2 separate regions of the Homo sapiens genome follow, and region 1 is linked to region 2. The links are chromatin contacts, found by Hi-C or POLR2A ChIA-PET in ENCODE. All regions are on one chromosome and are shown on one strand. The core of a region is the stretch at or near the end of the contact, and the rest is flanking DNA. Distances in the headings are between cores, read along the strand shown.

Region 1 (6,582 bases), core at 2,383-4,882, 36 kb after region 2:
CCTTGTCTCAAAAAAAAAAAAAAAAAAGGCACTATCAACAGAGTAAAAAGTCAACCCAGTGGGAGAAAATATTTGCAAGTCATATATCTGATAAGGAAATAATATCCAGAATATATAGAGAACTCCTGAAACTCAATAACAAAAACAGCAACATGATTCAAAAATGGGCAAATTACTTGAATAGACATTTCACCAAAGAAGATAGACAAATGACTGATAAATACATGAAAGATGCTCAACATCACTAATCATTAGGGAAATGCAAATAAAAACCACAATGAGATGCCACTTCATGTACTTAATTAGGATATTAAAAAAGAAAAGGCAAGAAAAAAGGCTGGGCATGGTGGCTCACACCTATAATCCCAGCACTTTGGGAGGCCGAGGTGGGTGGATCACTTGAGGTCAGGAGTCTGGCCATTGTGAATAACGCTGTGAACATGGGTATACAAATATCCCTTTGAGACCCTGCTTCCCATTCTTTTGGGTATACACCCAGAAGTAGTGGGTGAAACCCCGTCTCTACTAAAAATACGAAAATTAGCCAGGTGTGGTGGTGCGTGTCTGTAGTTCCAGCTATTTGGGAGGCTGAGGCAGGAGAATTGTGTGAACCTGGGAGGCGGAGGGTGCAGTGAGCTGAGATTGCACCACTGCACTCCTGCCTGGGTGACAGAGCGAGACTCTATCTCAAAAAAAAAAAAAAAGAAAAGAAAGAAAAAGAGAACAGCAAGTGTTTCTGAGGATGTGGTAAGATTGGAACCCTGGTACACTGTTAGTAGAAATGTAAAACGCTGCAGCTGCTGTGGAAATTAGTCTGGAGGTTCCTTAAAAAATTAAACATAAAATTACCACATGATTCAGCAATTCTACTTCTGGGTATACACCCAAAAGAATGGGAAGCAGGGTCTCAAAGGGATATTTGTATACCCCTGTTCACAGCATTATTCACAATAGCCAAAAGGTGGAAGCAACTCAAGGGTCCATCGACAGAAAATAAATGGATAAACAAAATGAGGGAATCCATGCAATAGGATATTATTCAACCTTAAAAGGGAAGGAGGCTGGGTACAGTGGCTCACGCCTGTAATCCCAGCACTTTGGGAGGCCGAGGGGGGTGGATCACGAGGTCAGGAAATCGAGATCATCCTGGTCAACATGGTGAAACCCCATCTCTACTAAAATACAAAAAATTAGCTAGGCATTGGCTGGGCACGGTGGCTCATGCCTGCAATCCCAGCACTTTGGGAGGCCGAGGCGGGCGGATCACGAGGTCAGGAGATCGATACCATCCTGGGTAACACGGTGAAACCCCGTCTCTACTAAAAATACAAAAAATTAGCAGGGCATGGTGGTGGGCGGCTGTGGTCCCAGCTACTCAGGAGGCTGAGGCAGGAGAATGGCGTGAACCCAGGAGGCAGAGTTTGCAGTGAGCCGAGATCGCACCACTGCACTCCAGCCTGGGCAACAGAGCAAGATGCTGTCTCACACACAAACACACAAAAATAGCTGGGCATGGTGGCGCATGCCTATAGTCCCAGCTATTTGGAAGGTTAAGGCAGAGGAATCACTTGAACCCTGGAGGCAGAGGTTGCAGTGAGCCGAGATTGTGCCACTGCACTCCAGCCTGGTGACAGAGCAAGACTCCATCTCAAGAAAAAAAAAAAAAAGAGAGAAGGAAATTCTGACATGGATTCTCCAACAAAGATGAACCTTGGGGACATGTTGAAATAAGCCAGTCACAAAACGACAAATACTACATGATTCCACTTACAGGCGGTCCCTAGAATAGTCAAACTCAGAGACAGAAAGGGTTGTTACCAAAGGCTGGGGGAAGGGAAGAGAGGGGAGTGAGTGTTTAATGGGACAGAGTGTCAGTTTTGTAAGATGAAAGGAGTCACAGAAATGGGTGATGGTGATGTTGGCACAATAACGTGAGTGTCCTTAATACCACTGAACTATACACTTAAAAATGGTTAAGATCGTAAATTTTATGTGGAGTATTTCACCATAATTTTTTAAACCAATTCATTTTTGAATCATTTTCCCTTTTTGAGACAGGGTCTCACTCTGTAGCCCAGGCTGGAGTGCAGTGGTGTAATTTCGTGTCACTGCAGCCTCAACCTCCTGGGCTCAAGCGATCCTCCCACTTCAGCTTCCCAAGTAGCTAGGACCACAAGCATGTGCCACCACACCTGGCTAATTTAAAAATTTTTTTTAGAGATGGGGCCTTGCTATGTTGCCCAGGCTGGTCTTGAACTCCTGGGCTCAAGCAATCCTCCTGCCTCAGCCTCTCAAAGTGCTGGGATTACAGGCATAAGCCACCACACCCCGCCTTTAAACGGGTGTGGTTTAAAAGAGAGTTGACCAGTCCTCTTTTGGGTCCAGCAGGAACCTCCTCCCTGGTCTCAGATCTGTCCCCTCTGATTCATCCTTGCTCCAGCCAACAAGAGAGGAGAGAGAACATCCCGAATCCTAAATCCCAAATCCCTGGCTCTCCACACCTGCACCCCTAACCCCACCCCCACAGCCCACATGGTCTCATACTCCCTGCATCCTCCTCAGCTCCTTCCATCTCATTTCAACCATGTGGAAATCCACCAGCCTCTCCTACTTTGCAGCACTTGCTCATGCTGGTCCTTCCTGGACACCCTTCCCTTTCTTGCTTATTCATATGGTGGGACTCAGCTTGGGCCCTACATTGAGGACCCTCTCTGGCTTTTCCAAAGGATTCCACCATCTTTCTCTGCCTCCCAAGCTCCATGCCCAGCCTTCCAGAAGACTAACCCCACTGCACCATGATGGCTCTTTAGGCACCTGTCTACTCTAGCTACAATGAAAATGTTATGAGTGCTGGGACTCTGTCTACCTTATTCAAGGGACCATCCTTAACATCAAAAACATCCGGGCCAGGAGCAGTAGCTCACACCTGTAATTCTAACACGTTGAGAGGCCAAGACAGGAAGATCACTTGAGGCCAGGAGTTTCAGACCAGCCTGGGCAACATACAGAGACCCCATCTCTATGAAATATTTTTTTTTTTTTGAGACGGAGTCTTGCTCTGTCACCCAGGCTGGAGAGCAGTGGCGCCATCTTGGCTCACTGCAACCTCCGTCTCCCAGGTTCATGCCACTCTCTTACCTCAGCCTCCCGAGTAGCTGGGACTACAGGCGCCCGCCACCATGCCCAGCTATTTTTTGCGTTTTTAGTAGAGACAGGGTTTCACCATGTTAGAGAGGGTGGTCTCGATCTCCTGATCTCGTGATCCACCTGCCTCAGCCTCCCAAAGTGCTGGGATTACAGGCATGAGCTACCATGCCCAGCCCTAATAAAAGTTAATTGAAAAAATTTTTTAACAATAAAAAAAGCTCACCAGACATCCAGAAAGTAGATACATTTGAATGATGATGGACAGATAGCCTGTCTTACAGCTGGGCCCCCAGAACAAAACACAGTGAACTGGATGTGTTCTGATCAGCAGTCAAACCTTCCCACGATGAGGACATACACATCCCCCAAAGCAGTCTGAGGGGCCCCCAGCTGCGTGCCTGGCTCTGCCAAGCACTTGCCACAGCACCTTGTGCCTGGAGGAAGGGCACAGCTCCAGCAGTCAGCCCACCTGCTGGCCCGGGCTGGACCAAGAGTCAGTTTTCATGCCAAACTGGTTTGCCGGGGCACGCCAGTGCCACTTTTTACTAGTGTCATTGGTGCTCTAACGCTGAGCATTGCAAGAAAAAAAGTCAATTGCATCCAGCAGAAAAGGGTTGCCTACACTCCTGCTTCAAAGAGAACTAAACGGGGAAAAATGCAGAAAGGAAATGTGTTGAGAAAGGCATCCTGTTTTTTGAGCAAGAGCTGTAGTCCCCTGAGGAGCAAGGAGTGGGGGTAGGTGGAGTCAAGTTCATGTTCCAGGGAACTGTAATCATTTTAATGAGCTCGTTATACAAACAGAGCAGATAGAGTAACCCCAAGAGGGAGTTATAAGAGGCACAAAGCCCTTGCATTTCATATTTCACAGGCAAACGTCCAAATGTGCAGCGGGACTCAAGGCTGGCTTCATGGCTTGAAGTTTTGTGTGTTAGAAAAAGATGCACAGTGTCTTGCTCAGATGTTGGTATCAGGCCTGCCCATCTCACCGGAGGCTCTCTGGACCCGCATGAGTGTCTTTCACTCAACCGGCAAAGTCAGCGCAGAAAAGAAATCTTAATGTACCTGATGTTGAGACAATGCCAAATCCATGTTTCGGGGAAGAAAGTCCTTTTTCTCTTCTCTGTTCTATGAAAAGAAAAAAAGAAACGATTAAGGTTTCATGAACATAACAAATCTTATGTGAACCTAGCAGCTTTGCATTCTATTTGATCAGATATAACGCGTTAATTTCTTTTACCTGGAAGGGTTAACATTGTACTTCACTGGGATATAACATGTTAATTCTCTTACCTGGCAGGGTTAACAGTCTACTTGATTAGGACATAACTTGTTTTTTTAAAAACTTTATTTTAGGTTCAGAAGTACATGTGCAGGTCTGTTACATAGGTAAATGTGTGTCATGGGGGTTTGTTGTACAGATTATTTCATCACCCAGATACTAAGCCTATGCCCAATAGTTATTATTTCTGATCCTCTCTGTCTTCCCATCCCCCATCCTCAAGTAGACCTGTGTCTGTTCCCCCTTTTGTTTCCATGTGTTCTCATCATTTAGCTTCCACTTATAAGTGAGAACATGCAGTATTTGGTTTTCTGTTCCTGCATTAGTTTGCTAAGGATAATGGGCTCCAGCTCCATCCATGTTTCCACAAAAGACATGATTTTGTTCTTTTTTATGGCTGCATAGTATTCCATGGTATTTCTGTACCACATTTTATTTATCCAATCTGTCATTGATGAGCATTTAGGTTGATTCCAGGTCTTTGCTATTGTAAATAGTGCTGCAGTGAACATTTGTGTGCATGGGTCTTTATGGTAGAATGATTTATATTCCTTTGAGTATATACTCAGTAATGGGATTGCTGGCTCAAATGGTAGTACTGTTTTTAGTTCTTTGAGCAATCACCACACTGCTTTCCACAATGGTTGAACTAATTTACACTCCCATCAACTATGCATAGCATCCCCTTTTCTCCACTACCTCACCAACATCTGTTATTTTTTTACTTTTTTTTTCTTTTTTTTTTTTGAGATGGAGTTTCCTTCTTGTCACCCAGGCTGGAGTGCAATGGCACAATCTCAGCTCACTGCAACATCTGCCTCCCAGGTTCAAACGATTCTCCAGCCTCAGCCTCCCGAGTAGCTAGGATTACAGGCGCCTGCCACTACACCCAGCTAATTTTGTATTTTTAGTAGAGACGCAGTTTCACCATGTTGGTCAGGCTGGTCTCAAAATCCTGACCTCAGGTGATCCACCTGCCTCGGCCTCCCAAAGTTCTGGAATTACAGGCATGAGCCACCACACTCAGCTTATTTGTTGACTCTTTAATAATGGCCATTCTGACTGGCATGAGATGGCATCTCATTGTGGTTTTGATTTGCATTTCCCTTTTTTTTTTTTTTTGAGATGGAGTCTTGCTCTGTCACCCAGGCTGGAGTGCAGTGGTGCAATCTCTGCTCACTGCAACCTCCACCTCCCAGGTTCAAGTGATTCTCATGCCTCAGCCTCCTGAATTACACCTGGAATTGCAGGTGTGCCACCACGCCCGGCTAATTTTTGTATTTTTAGTAGAGATGGGGTTTTGTCATGTTGACCACGCTGGTCTCAAACTCCCGACATCAAGTGATCCACCCGCCTCGGCCTCCCAAAGTGCTGGGATTACAGGTGTGGGCCACTGTGCCTGGCCTGATTTGCATTTCTCTAGTTCAGTGACATTGAGGTTTTTTTCATATGCTTGTTGGCTGCACGTATATTTTCTTTTTTTTTTTTCGAGATGGAGTCTCTCTCTGTTGCCCAGACTGGAGTGCAATGGCACAATCTCGGTTCACTGCAGCCTCCGCCTCCCAGGTTCGAGCAATTCTCCTGCCTCAGCCTCCTGAGTAGCTGGGATTACAGGCGTCCACCACCATGTCCGGCTAATTTTTGTATTTTTAGTAGAGATGGGGTTTCACCATATTGGCCAGGCTGGTCTCGAACTCCTGACCTTGTGATCCACCCACCTCAGCCTCTCAAAGTGGTGGTATTACAGGCATAAGCCACCACGCCCGGCCTGCATGTGTATCTTCTTTGAAAAGTGTCTGCTCAAGGATGTAACTTGTTAACTCTTTTACCTGGCAGCGTTAACATTCTACTTAAGAATAGAAGAAGCAAGGTATCAAAGGCTTGGCAGAGTCCATCTTTAAACAGTCGTGCCTCCTCTCCTGGATGCAGAAGGGATAAAGGCCTGCAGGGGCCACCCTATATCCCTCCCTTTGCTAATTTCCCTCCCTGGGTTTTACCACGTTCATCTTCATCATCACACTGAACTCTCCACCTCCTGCTCACCCATCCTCTGTTTCCTAAGGAGTGCCTTCATGCATTCTTGTTTGAGCCTCAGAAGCCTCACAGTTCACCCTCCTCAAAGGCTGCTCCTTCTCCTTTCTCAAAAAAAAAAAAAA
Region 2 (6,578 bases), core at 3,893-6,392:
GATGCATTAGCCTGCCCGCCTGCCCGCCTGCCTGCCTTCCTTCCTTCCTTCCTTCCCTCCCTCCCTCTTCCTTTCTTCTTTCTCTCTTTTCTTTCTTTTTCTTTCTTTCTTTCTCTTTCTCTCTCTCCTTCCTTTTTCTCTCTCTCTTTTCTTTCCTACTTTTCTTTCTTGATTTTCTTTCTTCTCTCTCTCTCCCTCCCTCCCTTCCTCTCTCTCTCTCTCTTGCTTTCTTGCTTTTCAAGACAGGGTCTTGCTCTGTCACCCAGGCTGGAGTGCAGTGGTGCAGTCCTAACTCACTGTAGCCTACAACTCCCAGCTCAAGCGATTCTCCCACTTCAGCCTCCCAAGTAGCTGGGACTACAGGGACGTGCCACGACATCCAGCGAATTTTTAAATTCTTTATAGAGATGAGGTCTTACTATGTTGCCCAGGCAGGTCTCGAACTCCTGGGCTCCAGTGATCCTCCCACAATGGCCTCCCAAAGTGGTGGGATTATAGGCATAAGCCACCATGCTCACTGCAGCCTCTGCCTCTCAGGGTCAAGCAATTCTCGTGCCTCAGCCTCCTGAGTAGCTGGGATTACAGCCTCCCGAGTAGCTGGGATTGCCACCATGCCCAGCTAATATTTTTGTATTTTTAGTAGAGACGGGGTTTCACCATGCTGGCCAGACTGATCTCAAACTCCTGACCTCAAGTGATCCTCCCACCTTGGCTTCCCAAAGTGCTGGGATTCAGGAGTTCAAGACCAGCCTGACTGACATGGCGAAACCCCATCTCCACTAAAAATAAAAAAAAATTAGCCAGGCGTGGTGGCGGGCACCTGTAATCCCAGCTACTCGGGAGGCTGAGGCAAGAGAATTGCTTGACCTCAGGAGGCGGAGGTTGCAGTGACCTGAGATCGCACCACTGCACTCTAGCCTGGGTGTCAAAATGAGACCCTGTCTCAGACAAAAAAGAATAAATAAATAAATAGATAAAATAAAATAAAATATACCCAAAGCTCATCCAGGCCGTTCTCCCTCTCAGGTACCTCAAATGCATCCTCTTCTTTCTATTCCCATGTTCCCTGGATTAGCCAGGAGACCCCATGGCTCCCAGGCTCATCCCCACCCCATTACCAGCTATGCACACTGCAACCAGGGGGAAACTCCATGCATTTTGGGCACGGCAGGGAAAGGAGGCAAGGACAGAACCAAGCCAGCTGTGTGCTGGGAATTGTGGAATTCCCATGGTCTAGCATACTGTGCTCTCTACTTTCCCACTGTAAAACGCAAACAGGATAAATGTTATCAAGTGATAAAAAGAAATGAGCTCTCAGCCGGATTCAGTGGCCCATACTTGTAATCCTAACACCTTGGGAGGCTGAGGCAGGAGGATCAGTTGAGGCCAGGAGTTTGAAACCAGCCTGGGCAACATAGTGAGACCCTGTTATTCATAAACAAACACACAAATAAATAAAAAATGAGTGTGTGAGTGAACTCTAATGTAGATTATGAACCTTAGTTCATAACGTTTTGATGCCGGTCCATCAATTGTAACAAATACAGCACACTAATACAAGATGCCTATCACATGGGAAGCTGTGTATGGGGGTGTAGAGGTGTATGGGAACTCTGTTCTATTTACTCAATTTTTCTGGAAACCTAGAACTCTTCTAAAAAGTAAGATCTATGGCCGGGCGAGGTGGCTCATGCCAGCAGTGTTTGGGAGGCAGAGGTGGAGGATCGGCTGAGGCCAGGAGCTTGAGACCAGCCTGGGCAACACAGCAACACCTGGTCTCTACTGAAATTCAAAAAAATTAGCTGGGCATGGTAGTGCATGCCTGTGGTCCCAGCTGCTTGCGGGGCTGAGGCGGAAAAATTGCTTGAGCCCAGAAAATCAAGGCTGCTGTGAGCCCTGATTGTGCCACCGCACTCTAGCCTGGGAAACAGAGCGAGATCTTGTCTCAAAAAAAATTAGTTAAAATAAATAATAAAAAGTAAAGTCTAATGACTATCTGTTATCTGAAATGCTTGGAACCAGAAGTGTTTCAGATTTTGAATTTGGATTTTGGAATATTTGCATTTACGGGAATCTCTTGGTATCTGTAGGGGACTGGTTCCAGGACCCCCAAGGATACCGAAATCCACTGATGCTCAAGTCCCCGATATACGAGTGTGTAGTAGTTGCATATAACCGACACATATCCTCCCGTGAACTTTATTTTTTATTTTTATTTTTGAGACACAGTCTCACCCTGTTGCCCAGGCTGGAGTGCAGTGGCACAATCTCGGCTCACTGCAATCTCTGCCTCCAGGTTCAAGCAATTCTCCTGCCTCAGCCTCCCGAGTAGCTGGGACTACAGACGCCCACCACCATGCCCAGCTAATTTTAGTATTTTGAGTAGAGACGGGGTTTCGCCATGTTGGCCAGGCTGGTCTCGAACTCCTGACCTCAGGTGATCCGCCTACCTTGGCCTCCCAAAGTGCTGGGATTCCAAGCGTGAGCCACAGCGCCCGGCCCCTCCTGTGTACTTTAAAGCATGTCTTGATTACTTAGAACACCTAATACAATGCCCACATGTCACTTCATTTGCATGAATTCAATATTGTACTCAGCATGCAGCAAATTCAACTTTTCGTTTTTGGAACTTTGTGGAATTTTTAAAACTTTTTTTTTTTTTTTTTTTTTAAGAGATGGAGTTTTGCTCTGTCACCCAGGCTGGAGTGCAGTGGCACAATCATAGCTCACTGCAGCCTTGAACTTCTGGGCTCAAGGGATCCTCCCACCTCAGCCTCCCCAGTAGTTGGGACTAAGGCATGTACCACCACGCCCAGCTTATTTTTAACATTTTTGCCGAGATGAGGTCTTGCCATGTTTCTCAGGCTGGTCTCCGACTCCTGGCCTCAAACAATCTTCCCGATTCAGCTTCCCCAAAGTGCAGGGATGACAGGCACGTGCCATCACACCCAGACTTTTTTTTTTTTTTTTTTTTCTGAATAGTTTCGATCTGTAGTTGATTGAATCCTGTGGAACTCACAGATACGGAGGGCTACCTGTATACTTGGGCATCCCAAATGCAAAAAATCTGAAATGCTCCAATGAACATTTCCCTTGAGCATGAGGTTGGCACTAAAAGCATCTTGGAGCCCAGGCACGGTGGCTCACACCTGTAATCTCAGCACTTTGGGAGGCTGAGGTGGGCAGATCACCTGAGGTCAGGAATTCGAGACCAGCCTGGGCAACATGGTGAAATCCTGTCTCTATTAAAAATACAAAAATTAGCCAGGCATGGTGGCAGGTGCCTATAGTCCCAGCTACTCAGGAGGCTGAGGCAGGAGAATTGCTTGAACCCAGGAGGTGGAGGTTGCAGTGAGCCGAGATTATACCACTGAACTCCAGCTTGGGTGATAGGGTGAGACCCCATCTCAAAAAAAGAAAAAAAAAAAGGAATAGAATAGAATGAGGCAGAAGTAACAGCCTGACTTGTAAGACCAAGTAACAAAAGGCGCTATGGCATCCTTCCCGCTTTCTCTCTTGAATTGCTCACTGTGAGAGGAAGCCAGCCGCCATGTTGTAAGAACACTCAAGTAGTCCCTATGGAGAAGTCCATGTGGTGAGCAACTGAGGCCTCCTGCCAACAGCCATGTGAGGGAGCCAATTTGGAAACAAATCTTCCAGCCCCAGTAGAGCCTTCAGATGAAGACAGCAACAGCCAACACCTTGACTGCAACCTCAGCAAAGATCCCCAGGCAGAAACACCCAGCTAAGCTGCTCCTGAATTCCTGATCCATAAGAATTAATACATAATAAATAGAGATAATACGTTTGTTGTTTTAAATGGCTACATTTGGGGTCACTTGTTACACAGCAGTGGATAACTATTGCATCTCTCACAGGGTCTTTCTCCTGCACTGGGCAGCGAGGACCTGGAGGTAGGAACCATGTGTTCCTTTTTCCCCCAGGATGAAGACCAGAGCCTAGCTCACTCAATGAATAAATGAATGAATGTGCGTTGAGTATAAGGGAACCCATCTAGAACAGATCCCAAGTTTTCAGGCTCCCTGGCAGGATCTTGGAGCCTTATGGTAAGTAGTTAGGGGAGGTGCTAACAGGACGGCACTGCACTGAGTGTACCACATGCTTATCCCATGGATCCAGGTTCTTAGAGGGATGTGTGGTAAGGAAACAGGCTCAGAGAGGTTGATCATCGGGTCTAAGGCCACACAGCTCACATGAGACAGAGCTGAGGTTTGTCCAGCTTCGGGGTGGGTGCTGCTGCCACTGCCCTGCGCTCACTGCCTCCTTGTCCTACAGGGTCCCCAGGAAGACGTCCATGTTTGGAGACCAACAGGAATGTTTCAGGAGGTGAGAGGGGACCTGGAAGCTGCTGACTTCCATGCACACAGTGAAATTTGATTTTTCAGCCATGCGCGGTGGCTCACGCCTGTAATCCCAGCACTTTGGGAGGCCGAGGCGGGCGGATCACAAGGTCAGAAGATCGAGACCATCCTGGCTAACACGGTGAAACCCCGTCTCTATTAAAAATACAAAAAAAGTAGCCAGGCGTGGTGGCGGGCGCCTGTATTCCCAGCTACTCGGGAGGCTGAGGCAGGAGAATGGCGTGAACCCAGGGGGCGGAGCTTGCAGTGTGCCGAGATGGCGCCACTGCACTCCAGCCTGGGTGACAGAGCGAGACTCCGTCTCAAAAAAAACAAAAAGGAAATTTGATTTTTCTTGCTCATGCTGAGAGTTTAATCCCCGGAAGATGCTGAGGAGGTGTGTGCACACTGAGTGTCTAGGCCGGGCACGGTGGCTCACGCCTGTAATCCCAGCACTTTAGGAGGCCAAGGCAGGCGGATCATCTGAGGTCAGGAGTTTGAGACCAGCCTGGCCAACATGGTGAAACCCCGTCCCTACTAAAAATACAAAAATTAGCTGGGCATGATGGTGCACACCTGTAATCCTAGCTACTCAGGAGGCTGAGGCAGGAGAATTGCTTGAACCTAGGAGATGGAGGTTGCAGTGACCCAAGATTGCACCACTGCACTCCAGCCTGGGGAACAGAGTTAGACTCTATCTCAAAAAAAAAAAAAAAAAAAAAAAAGGTCCAATGCGTCACAACTTGCTAATCCTGGCTGGTGGAGGCCTCCTAGGGGCTGCTGGGGCTCAGCCAGCTTTTGGAGAGTGACTCAGTGGCTTTAGCTGTCCCTGGGGTGGGCGGGGCCTCTGCTTGCTAAGACGTGATTGGGGCCTTGCGTTATCAGCTGTCGGCAAGGCAGGGCCCTGGGACTAGAGCTGGGACAGTGTGGATGAGCTCCTGGGGCTGGGGGAGGCTGGGTGAGTCGCCAACCCTGGGCCCCTCTGGAGCTAGGTAAGTGATGCTGCCCATGGCAGGAAGTACTCAGCCACATGTCCCCACTCCCTGGGATCCTGGCACTGTGACTGTGCAGTGGACACTCTGTTGGACTAAAGACAGGGCAGTTTCCACGCTCACAGCTGCTGTCGGCACTACCAGGGTGGCAATCTCCGAGAAGGAGTCCGGCGATGGGTACAGGAGTTGGAAAGTGACTCACAGTCTCAGGTGAACCCCATGATGATGCCAAGAACTGCAATAGCCTGAGGATATCAGGAAAACAAGACCCAGGTGTGCCCGGCCTCCCAGGGGCCCTCCCTGCCCTGGTCTCCTCCCTGCAGTTACCACAGAAACAAGATCCCAGGCTGCTCCTGCACACAGCACACCCCAGCCTCAAGGTGCTGGTCTGGCCTCTGACCCCTCTGCCCTGCCATCTCCTCCTGCTCCAGTCACCGCTATTCCTGAGTCCTGGGAGCTTGAGGAAGCCCAGGGCATCCAGGGCTCACTCCCAAGGGGCCAGAGAGCAGGGCATGGAGTCTTGCTCACTGTGGTAACAGCAGCAGAAACAGGAATGGTTACGATCACCAGCTCTGCACTGGCCCCAAGCCCCAACCTCCATCTCTGGAGCTGGGACCACCACAGTCTTTACTTCCCAGCTGTGTTCCCTGTCATCCGGGGATCAGGCGCCAAGTGATCTGGTCACACTGCATTGGATGTGAGGCCATGGCGTCGGGCGGGGAGCCTCAGAGGCAATGCCCAGGGCGGTGGGGACTCACCACATGCTCCCCGATGCGTCCCGCTCCCCAAACGCGCTGTAGGAGCCATCCTGGCGCTTGTAGGTCAGCTGGCGCTGGTAGCCTGTGGGGCAAGCAGAGAGGACCCTGTCCTGTTGAGTGGCCTGGCCCAGGCCCGCCCCCAGGGACCTACACCACTCTGCCGTCCCCTACCCCGGATCTCCGAAGCCACACCACATGTGGGGTCCCTGGAATTGCCTCGAATCACATCTGGAGTCCTTGAAACTGCCATACACTCACATCTGGGGTCCCTGAAACTGCCCCATACCACATGTGGGGTTCTTGAAACTGCTTTATACCACATTTGGAGTCCCTAAAACTGCTCCACACCACATCTGGGCTCACTGAAACTGCCCTGTGTCACATCTGGGGTCCCTGAAACTGCCCCACACCACATCTGGGGTTCTTGAAACTGCCTCATACTACATCTGGAGTCCCTGGAACCGCAG

The links. A loop is a pair of places that touch in the nucleus more often than their neighbours do. ChIA-PET counts read pairs that join two places held with the same protein, here RNA polymerase II (POLR2A).
Region 1: a map of mammary epithelial cell shows a loop between it and region 2 (3-fold over the local background). The contact joins two enhancer-like sites. A Hi-C loop is called at or near these places in 2 of 168 maps with a recorded cell type or tissue (mammary epithelial cell and ovary) and 1 of 37 single-sample maps with no recorded cell type. POLR2A ChIA-PET finds 5 or more read pairs at or near these places in 2 of 52 experiments (K562 and MCF 10A).

What each region holds. Positions count from the first base shown.
Region 1 is chr19:16,953,644-16,960,225 of GRCh38, forward strand. CPAMD8 (C3 and PZP like alpha-2-macroglobulin domain containing 8) reads right to left here. Exons shown (of 42, transcript NM_015692.5): 19 at 4,210-4,272. Among named protein-coding and RNA genes, the nearest start is that of F2RL3, 68 kb to the left of the region's middle. Within about 2 kb of position 3,633, at least 5 of the 41 ENCODE cell types and tissues checked have a DNase peak (open chromatin) inside an H3K27ac peak, as active enhancers do.
Region 2 is chr19:16,915,794-16,922,371 of GRCh38, forward strand. CPAMD8 (C3 and PZP like alpha-2-macroglobulin domain containing 8) reads right to left here. Exons shown (of 42, transcript NM_015692.5): 27 at 6,112-6,193. Among named protein-coding and RNA genes, the nearest start is that of F2RL3, 30 kb to the left of the region's middle. Within about 2 kb of position 5,143, at least 3 of the 41 ENCODE cell types and tissues checked have a DNase peak (open chromatin) inside an H3K27ac peak, as active enhancers do.